2 separate regions of the Homo sapiens genome follow, and region 1 is linked to region 2. Evidence: read pairs that join two places in POLR2A ChIA-PET (ENCODE). Cell type or tissue: A673. All regions are shown on one strand. Each heading gives the region's core, and the rest is flanking DNA. Links, peaks and the distances in the headings are about the cores only.

What was found. Peaks named below come from ENCODE experiments on the same cell type or tissue, not always from the same donor. Only the 100,000 strongest peaks of a DNase experiment are listed, where the experiment ranks them.
Region 1: POLR2A ChIA-PET joins it to region 2 with 6 read pairs; 2 of 35 experiments call an interaction of 5 or more read pairs at or near these places.

What each region holds. Positions count from the first base shown.
Region 1 is chr11:92,289,938-92,295,418 of GRCh38, forward strand. The region is part of intron 1 of FAT3 (FAT atypical cadherin 3); the gene reads left to right. Among named protein-coding and RNA genes, the nearest start is that of FAT3, 68 kb to the left of the region's middle. In A673, for the core only: no CTCF peak of the experiment used is centred there; no DNase peak of the experiment used is centred there.
Region 2 is chr11:92,534,214-92,539,694 of GRCh38, forward strand. All of the region lies in intron 3 of FAT3 (FAT atypical cadherin 3), which reads left to right. Among named protein-coding and RNA genes, the nearest start is that of FAT3, 310 kb to the left of the region's middle. In A673, for the core only: no CTCF peak of the experiment used is centred there; a DNase peak (open chromatin) is centred at 2,908.

The DNA of each region.
Region 1 (5,481 bases), core at 287-5,286, 240 kb before region 2:
CAGAATCTGACCCTTTGTTTTTCTGACTTTATTTTTTACCATTCTCTACTCACTGAGTTTTGACACACTGTCCCCTCTTGTTCCTTGAGTATACAAGGCCTGCTCCCACCTGATGGCCTTTGCTTTGGCCGTATCTTCAGCCTGCTGTGCTCTTCCCCATCATCTGCATGGCTCACTCCCTTACCTTCTTGTCTTTATTCAAATGTCCCTTTCTCAATGGGGCCTTATCTGAATACCCTATTGCCTGCCTATCCCTCTTTCCTGCCTTCTTTCTCTCTATAGTCCTTTGCATCATTTGACTTTATATATTACGGTTATTTTCTTTCTTTTCAGTCTCCCTCCTCTAGAATATAGCCCCTTGGGGGCAAAGATTATTGTCAGCTTTTTGTCTGAGCCTGTATCACTAGCTCCTTAATGGTGCCTGTCCCATAATAAGCCATCAGGATATTGAATAAATGAATGAATGCTTTCCAGCACAATCTGCTTTTTCATGGCCAAAAGGTTCTGTTTTCTGTGGCATTAACATTTAATAAGAGAGGCCAGGCGTAGTGGCTCATGCCTGTAATCCCAAAACTTTGGGAGGCTGAGGCAGGTGGATCACCAGCGGTTAGGAGATCGAGACCACCCTTTCCAACATGGCGAAACCCCATTTCCACACACACACAAAAATACAAAAATTAGCCGGTCTTGGTGGTGGGCACCTATAATCTAAGCTACTCAGGAGATTGAGGCAGGAGAATCGCTTGAACCTGGGAGGCAGAGGTTTCAGTGAGGCGAGATCATGCCACTACACTCCAGCCTGGGCGACAGAGTGAGACTCCATCTCAAAAAAAAAATAATAAATGAATAAAAATATATTTTAAAAGAGGTATTCTGAGAACACTAGCAGAAGGAGTAGATTGAGTTTATGTGGCTTTCTTTAGCTGCACACCAGCCACTTGTAGCACCAAGTTACTTCTCTAACTAATTGGAGAATTTCCACATAATTAGACTGGTGATATTTTAAATACTAATTTGAAAGGCTTGAGTTTGCAAATACATATGAGAAGCTAGAAGCCCCTTAGCTGTCCTCTTAAGGTGTCAACCATAGCAAAAATATCTAACACTCATTAAGCTCTTACTCTGCTAAATGCTTTTTATTCTACACACACACACACACACACACACACACACACACACATGCACGCGCGCAGAAGTAGGTGGGTATTTTCTCCATTTTTCAATTGAGGACTCTGAGGTTGAAAGAGCTTATGTAACTTGTCCAGTACAAAGATGTGTAGGCGGCAGAGTCAAGGTGCTGACCTGAGGTATCTCAAGCACTCTATCCTGTTGGAGGGGTTGATGCTTTAAACATGTTAATGAAAGGGATCTTTCTCTCCTTCTTCCTTCGGTGGGAGCTTGACACTTGTACTCATGAAATCAAGCCCAGCAAGGAGTGTAGAGAGAAGACAGGGTAAGAATGTTATAGATCACATTTTTAATGTTTGGGATGGTATCTAATTCATAACCCTCAGCTTTGGAGCCCAGCTCTGTGCTTCAGGATGTAGAGGGGAGGAACACTAGCTAGTTAGAAACTCAGTTGGAAAGAGGAGCCCAGAGTCTCTGTCTTTGCCTTACAGATATATAGTGTGTGCCTCCTTCCTCTGGACGAAGAGAGTTGGTCTAAATACACATTGTATTCTAGTGGCCAAAAGTTATTTCTGCTTTCCTAGGCCTGAGCCACAGATAAAATTCCAATCTACTCTGATCACCAAAATCAGAAGATTTCAGAGCTAGACTGGATTTTGGAGATTTGCAAAACTTTTCTCACCATTGGTGCTCCAGCCATTCAGAAAAGCATGCAAATTCTCCAACACATGATTTTCTTTATTGCCCTGGATCTTTGTGTGTTCTGCTTCCTGTCCTGTTAAAACTTGCCTTCCATGTTCCTCTGGCCAACTCCTTGTACTTTGGGATTCAGCCTAGAAGAGAGAACACAGTTAAAAATATTCAATTATTTTTTTCAAGGAAAAAATATCACTTTTAGCAATATCATGGTTTTTTTAGTGCTTGCAGTTTAGTCCCCCAAACAAAATATTTATTTGTGTAAGTAACAGTATATGTGGATGCTAGCATATGAAAGTTTGGCCTGTCCTTCAACCTCTTTTATCTAAAAAAATGGCAAAATTGAACCACGGATGTGAAATCCAAACAAGTGTATTTATTAATGGATATTGGTTGCCTGTAATCAAGGCACAGCATTTTGGTTAATCCTAGTCTTAGATTAATGATAAACAGAATAATAATTTTTAAAATATGCTAAGTGTATATCTTTAGCATAAGTATGTGACTACATTAAGTATGGGCTTATCATTATTAGCCTTAGTGAAAGAAGGCATTAAGTTATTTTTTAATGAATCCAGATGTCCAGAACTGTATTTTTCCTCAAATTTTAATGTACCTCCAGAGTAGTTTCAAAGCTAGAGTTGTTGAACATGACCATGGGGATGGGAAGTGAGGTGAGACAGCTGCTTTTGTTTGTGAGGAAACTTAATTTGTGTGACACTTGCCTTCTGTCTTCCAGAAAATTAGCATGTGTAGTTTTAAAACACAGAATGAGGATGCTACAGTGTTTATTAAGCAAATCCGGTTTATGTCCCTGCATATTTTTGTGATAGTGTATAAAAATTTGAGGTTATACTGCATATAGCAAATTCTCCCCACCTGGAATGACACTTCTATTTAAAAGAGGCATTTAGGTGTAAGGTTCAGTAGGCAGAGAGAGGATTGACATTTATTGAGAATCATCTGTGTGTCTGGCAGTGGGCTAGAAGCATGCATTGTGCAAATGCTGCATTTCCCACTGGACTCTGATATCACAGGTATTTTAAGAAGGGTAGAGTGATGAGGATGGGACATCCCAAACACTTCTGAATAAAATAAGCTCTCAGTTGGATTTGCTGGTTCTCGCTTGTAGTCACTGCTATTCAGGAGGTCAAGTCAGAAGGATTGCTTGAGCCTAGGAGTTGGAGGGTGTAGTGGACAATGATTGCACTTGTGAATAGCCACAGCCTGGACAACATGGCGAGACTCTGCAAAGGAAGGAAGGAAGGAAGGAAGGAAGGAAGGAAGGAAGGAAGGAAGGAAGGAAGGAAGGAAGGAAAGAAGGAAGGAAGGAAGGAAAGGAAGGAAGGCTGGCTCTCAATGACCTGAAGTGATAGAGGACAACAACAATGTGGGAACCTTAGCACGTAACCTCCCTGAGCCTTTTTGGTTTCCTATAAGAGGGTGGGAGCTAGAAGGCAGAAATGAAGGGGAGGCCATGGAGGGGGGATGAGCTTTCTTTTTACTCCAAGTGCTACTCTCTTACCTTCTGCTGGGGGTAGGGGCTTTCACTTGTGAGATTACCAGGCAGATCATCAGTCTTTTCTTCTTTTTCAACAGTTAAATTTTTCTTTTCCTTAGTATAAAAGTAATTCAATTATTTGCTGAACATTTAGAGTGTATGTCGATATAAAGAAGAAAATTATAATCATACTCATGATCACGTGACCCTGATATATAACCAGTTTTCAATTTGAAGCAGAACCTCAGATTATATATATATATATATATATATATATATATATATATATAAATAAAATATATTCCTTCCAATTTCAATATACAGTGCATATTCTTTTATTTAATATATTAGTGATCAGTTTTCCTAATTGAGCAATTAGACAATGATGGTCACATGGGTAGAGATGGGTCTCAAGAAAAGGATCAGGAGGTCTTCTAGCCCTCATAGCTACAGGAGACCCATGGTCAGAGCACATAGAAAAGGACTGCAGGTATGTTGATAGTAATAATACATCACAGCTTTGCTTTCATAAGGATCTTTTATTACTCAAAGGTACTCAGACCCTTACACTGCCACTAGGAGTAGAGAAAGGAAGTTTTATGTTACCCAGATTTGAGAAGAGGAAAGGCAGTATTGGGCTAAAGCCACTTGCGTGCAAGTACACAATTGGATAGAGATTCAGATTTCCAATGGGGCAGCTTTTCCACATTATTAAATCTGTCAGTTTCCTGCCATCTTAGTCATCTTGGGCTGCCATAACAAAATATCACAGACTGGGTGAACTAAACAATGGATATATTTTCTCACAGTTCTGGAGGCTGGGAAAATCCCAAATCAAGGTTTGGGCCTATTTGGTTTCTGATGAGGGCTCTCTTCCTGGCCTGTAGACAATTGCCTTCTTGCTTTGCCCTCAAATGGCTTTTCCTTGGTGCATGCATGCAGAAAGAAAGAAATAATTCTCTGGTGTGTTTCTTAAAAGGACACTAATCCTATTCAATCAAGGCCCCACCCTTATAACCCCATTTAACCTTAATTACTTCCATAAAGACCTCATCTCCAAATATAGCCACGCTGAGGATTAGGGCTTCGGCATATGAATTTGGGGGTGGAAGGGACACACACATTCAGTCCATACCACTTGTCCAACAAACACTGCTAGGTGCTGACTTTTGTTGTACTGCTAAGGAGCCTAAGCTACAGAGATGAGCCATTGCCAAGTCATACTATAGTGGAGATAAGTGTGGACCTATGTAGGACAAGCTAGAGAAGGTATCCATTGGGAAGTGATTTGTGAGCCTTGAGAGACAAGTATAGGTGTCATGCAGAAAAGAGGACAGCCATCAAGAGTTCATTCTATGTTGTTGTCTATTGCTAACACAAAGAAAAAGACAGAACCTGATTTTGCCTTTTTTTTTTTCTTATTTTGTTCTATTGAATATCATCATGCTGGATTATATGAGCCTTTTGTAAACCATGGAGATCCTTCACTCCATCCCTCTTTTTCTTTGGAAAGGTGGAAAATGAATAAATAAAATGAAATGTAGAACCTGGAGCCAGGTATTTGTCAGAATGTTAATTCCAGGCATGCATTCCTCTCTGTTTCTCTTTCAAGTCTTGTGTTTTTAAAGACATCATTGAAAGATTTAGTAGTGCTTGTGTAATCTCTGTCAATCCCTACTGATGTATCCTAGTGCAGTTTGCTTACTTTATTCACTGGCCATTGGAATGGTTTTTCCTTTAAAGGTCTTTCTGATCACCCTATCATGAGCAAACCTGAAATCTTAATTTGACTGCTAAGAAAAGGACATCAGAAAGCTGGAGGTTTTCTGTAAAATGCATTTCTCCTGTCATCATCTCATTTACTCATTCAGCTCACATCTACTGAGCATTTACTACTTGCCATAAACTCTTCTAGGTGGAACTATTGGGTACAAGACAGAATAAGATAATTCTTTACCCTGGAATGCATGTAGGTTCATGCAGGGATGAAAAATGTCGTTCAATTCAGCCATAGACTTGGTTCACAGAGCCTGCCAAGAGCACTTATGGAAGAGGTTTCTAAGACTGCATTTAAAGTGACTTGGCCAGGAGGCCGTGTTGGATTATTGGGAGTCACCATGGACTTTGGACAGGGAGTTGAGGAAAAGGAAGTAGTG
Region 2 (5,481 bases), core at 160-5,159:
TCACTGTCTCGAGCCATGCCAACATGTTCATGTATTAGCTCATTCAGCAATAACCACAGTCCTGGGGGGGGAGGGGAACAAAACTCTGGGCTCTGGGCACAAAAGTGGTTTGACCAGGGTCACCCAGCTGGTCAGTGCCGAGCTAGGATTGGTCTGATTGATGGACTTAATGCTAAAAATAAATGCTATTGAATTTGAAAAACATGAGCAAACTAAATAAATAATTAATGATCCTAGAACTTTGTGGGGAAAGTCTTTCAGATGATTAAGCACACATTCTTTGTTTTATAGGTGTGTTAGGGGTTGAATTGTTCCCCAAAAAGACACACAACTCCCAGCCCACACTTGTGAATGTGACCTTATTTGGTAAGGAAGATCTTTGTAGATGTTACCAAGTTAAAATAAATTCATATTGGATGTGTGTGGGCCCTAATTCAGTGACTGGTGTCCTCATAAACAGAGAGAAATTTGGACACAGAGACACAGACCCAGAAGGAAGACAACGTGCAGAGAAAAAGTAACATTTTCGTCACCGAAGACAAGATTCATGCCTGAAGTACCTGTAACAAAAGGCAGGCTAACAAGAGAAAAACATACAAATGTATTTAACTGAAGCCACATAAGACAGAGGAGTCTTCAGAAATGAAAACCCAAAGCCAAGAGAAAACCGTGTTATTTTTACGTTTAGGTTTGATGAAAAATGGACAGTTGTGTAGAAGTATGCTTGGACCAAGAGCGTATATCCTAATGGTAATAAGGGGCAATGTAGCAAGGCCTCTTTGTGTAGATTCCTCTTGGCATTTTTGTGTAACATTCCTTCCCTCTAGGTATAAGGCAGGACACCTGTCACATGAGGGTCTTTAAAAGAAATAAGAGGGTAAGGTCAGAGATACCTTTATGCTTCTGTAGTTTTCTCAGTTTCCTTTAGCTTAAAATACTCCGTATGCCAAGGTGCTGTACTTGAGGTTATTGTGTTGGAGGCCCCAACAACAGCCCTGAGAAGATGGAAGCAGAGACTGGAGTTAGAAGCAGAGATTGGAGTGATGGTGCCACAAGCCAAGGAATTCCAAGGATTGCCAGAAGCTAGGAAAAAACAGGGAAGGATGCTTCCCTAGGGTCCTGATAGGGACCATGAATCTGCCAACAACCTGATTGTGAACTTTCAGCCTTCAGAACTCTATGAGAATAAATATCTGTTCTTTTAAGCTACCCAGTTTGTGGTGCTTGGTTACAGCAGCCCTAGGAAGCTAACATGAGTGCAATTCAGAGAATAGCTGTGAAGGTGAGGTTCTCCTAAAGGAGGGAGGAAGACCCCATGGCAGAATGAAGGACCACTGACTCCTAGTGCAGTACTCTTTTCACTAGACAAAATGGTAAGAACTTTAGCAGTTTTTGAACCACTCAAGCTTGGTTTTAGCTAGATAGTTTTTTTGTTTGTTGTTGTAGTACTTATGATCTAGTTGAATTTAACTATCTGGGTTGTTCTAAAAGGGTAGAAGTTGGATGAGAGACTTCTAAGTCTCTCATTGTTTCTAAGTCATTGCATTACTATAGTCATTTCAAGACTTCTGAAAGATAACCCATGGATAACACCATCATTTCTTACAGGAGTGTTTTTACAGAAGGCCATGAGGTCACGTAGAAGTTAATATTGACTGGCATTCAGTGTGCTTCATAAATCAGGATCTCATCAGTTTAATTCATTTTGTCATTTCTCAGTCTTTTAAAGCAATTTTCTGAAAGCACTTTTTTAAAAAAGCATTGAAGTTGCTATCTGAATAGTTTCTATAGTTTGAACAGTAGTTTATCCATTGATTGTGAGAACTTAAAGTCCAGTTTTAGTATTGTTACCACTTTATATTCTGATCTTGTCCTTTTTTGTCATCTTTGAGTGATTTTGTTCTTAGCTTCTTGACGTTCTTATAAAAGTGTGTAAGTGTTTTAAAAATCCATAAACTTTATTAATATTGAGGTAGATTATTCTGGGAAAGCATATGGAACTTTAACAATAAAATTATAAAACCAACACATGTTGAGTTATTGATAGCAGTCCTGTTGCTCTGTAGTAGAAAGACACATTTGCTTTCTACTTTGCTGTACATAGTCATAGTTAGGCTTCATAATAACCTTGAGAGGGAAAGAAGCTAGATGGAGTAGTAATCATGAGCTTGGACATGAGAAATAAATGTCTTTGCATTTTGATCCCAGCTTCTTGGCCATGTGATGTTGGGCAAGTGACTTCTCTGAGCTTCAGTTTACTCTGTGAAGTGAATAATTATAGCAACTAATGAACTGGCTTGCTATTAACATTAAATGAGTTAAGATATGTAAAGTATTTTAAAGGGTATTTTGCATGTAGTATACTCTCAGTAAACGTTCAATATTATCTGCATATGGACGGAATTTGTTTTAGCTAATTCAATGTCCACATTGTATGATTAAGGCCTTAGACAGTTCGTCTTTTCAAATTATGAAGAACATTTTACCTGGGTTCATTACATTTCATCTTGTAAGATTGTGATCATCTGTTGATTTCTATATATGTGGTTCTCTAAATTAAGTTGTGCCTGATAAGTGGACTGTGATGGGGCTAAACAAAGGACCCTCTCTCAAACTCCTAGAAACCTCTCTCCTTGTCTTCAATATTTCAACTTCCCAAGAGTAAAATTATATGACACCTTGGAAAGTTCACTGGTAGTCATAGCTTATCCAGATTTTAGTCCAGACCCTATCACTATTATTAACAGTGGACAAGTTTACTTCATTTCTATAGGCCACAGAATCCTCACCTATAAATCAAGGAGTTTGAGCAACAATAAAACCATCAATACCTGCTGTGTGTACTGCTACAGCATTTCCTACTCCCACGTAGACATCATTAATCAATTATAATGGCCTTTCATACATGCTCATGCTTTGCATCCATTTCAACCTAACCCTGAGCGGGAGCTGGTTTTGCGAAATGACATTTATTTGCCATTGAGGGCCCTGAGACCGTCTCTATCTCTGACAGTCTTTGAGTCTATATATGAGAATGGTATTGAAGTGAAGGGAAAAAGGAGACTGGTGGGAGAGATGATAGAAATGCAGTTAATCAGGTCTTGGTGACTTGGAGAAGAGCTGAACATGAGAGGAGAAGACAGTCTCAAGGGTGTAGTGAAAAGGAGCAGCAGGTTTGAAACCTCACAGAGAAGATACCTTGCTGTAAATAACTCTGGTGATATCTGTATACCCCTTAGCAGCCTCCTTTCCTGTGTGTACTGACCCCCAGTCTTTCCCTCCTTGTCTCAGCCAGTTAGATTGGGGTAGACACTAGTTCCAGGATTCTCTCTTCCAGGAATTTATTATTGGGATTCAGAGATAATTTCTGGGTGTGGTGGAATTGTGGAGTTATAAACCTGAGAACTGTAGGGTGCCTATGTGCATGAAGCAACTGACAGACAGACAGACAACAGACAAACTCTGATAGGCATTACTGAAACTCAGCTATGCTCCTTGCATTTAAATTCCCTAATATACCCTTGTAATAATAATACGTAATTTTGCTGTCAACGTTTGAAATAGATTTCCCTTTATTTAAGAAAAATATCTTAACAGACTCTAACTGGATCCCCAGTCAGGAGAGAGGCTCAGGAAAGAAGAGCTATTCCCTGATGTCAGTTGCTGCACAATTTTGTTAAAGAGTGGAAGAAGGAAGCCTTTAGGTTGGGTAAGTGGGGGAGATATCAGGGAAAGATATTTATCTTTATAAGTCATGTTATTGCTGGGAGTTTTCATCGATGCTATTTGGATGTTGGCCATCACTTTTTATCTTTCATTTGTGAAATTTTGTGGATCAAAATCTAAAATGTCATGATCTCCAGCATGTATGTGAATTAAGCCCTGTCTCTCTTTATTAATAGTTCTTAGATGGATATTTGCTGGTTTAAATGTTATCTATAGTGTTCTATAAAAATTGCCAACAATTCTATTAAGTGTATTATTCTATTTTAGACAATTCTGCTTATCTTTAACCTGTTGAACAAGATCTGCATGATAAACACCTGTTTTCTCAGAATTTTACCCTGTGAAATTCACCAGTACACCCACAAGAAGGATGGAATCCTCTCAGTTGGAAGCCCATTTCATTCACATACTACCCATAAGGCAATAGCCAAGTTTCTTAACTTGGTATAGCTCAGGTTCCCTATCAAGAAAATGGGTATACTAACTGAGATGCTGAGGAAATTAGGCGGGCTACTGTATTTTATAAAGCACTTAGCTTAGCCTTGCACATACAAAGTGCTCAACAAATGTTAACTGTTATAGCTATTATTAAATGCATTGCTTGTAAAGAATCTTTTCTTGAAAATCGATGAATAATCAATCTGATTAAATGCCTTGAAAGTCTCTGATATATACTACATACTCATGTTTTGTGAGTGCCTGCTATAAACCAGGTACAATGCTAGGCACAGGGTGTACAAGGATGAATAAAACAAGGACTTTACCCCTTTAAGACCTCACAGTTCAGAATAATTTCACCATGCACTGACATTTATTGCTACTGCCACACAGCTTTAAAATGAAGAGATTAAGTAAATAATATTAAGGTTCTTATGGGACCTTTTTTTCTGGCAATAATGAATGGTTATAATATTTATTGGTTGTTTTAGGAAGGAAAGCCTCTGAGAACATGAGTGAGGAGATGTAAAATAAATCCATCACATTAGAAACAGACTATTAAAGGCAGAAAACGCTCAGCCTCTGCCAATGACCATTTTTAAATGTGTGGCCTTTGCAGATACATCAGTTAACCAAGACAAATCCAATTTTACCTCCCACCACTTAAGTAAATTTCTCTTCTTTGTAAAATTTCCTATTTTATAAAGACATGCTTCATCTTGACTATGTACATACTAAATTGTTCATTTTTTACTGAGTTAAATTGTTTTCTGTCATAGTGAGAAATGCATTCTTCTGAAGAAATGATATTCATGCCCGGGAAATGGGGATATTTATTAAAATGTTTTATTAGGAAACTAGATTTAGACATATTTCTATAATTTTCATATTTAAGTATTTTTATTGCCCAATGAAATGACTTTCAGTTTAAAATGGACTCAGATAATCAGTCTCCAAATTCTCACTTTTATACTTAATCAAATATAGTTGGTGGATTTATATTTGCCTGCATATGTTTAGAAATATTAGAGATGTTTTCAGTAGAACTCTATCAATCTTTTGCTGGGTTGTAATAGCTAGTAAATGACTTAAATTATTTTGTGCTTTCATCCAACTCTGATTTAATAAGCCTTTACGGATTTGGGATTGTGTACATAGGTGTGGGAGGAACACAAAAAACAGGAAACTTCTCAGGCCTAAAGAACGAACAGGCTGTTTACAAGACAAAAGCACCTCACAGTAAAAGAAAAACCTGTGTGTAAATGTGAATTTTTGGACTTGTTATTTAAGTTGCCTCTTGGAATTTTAGTCATATCT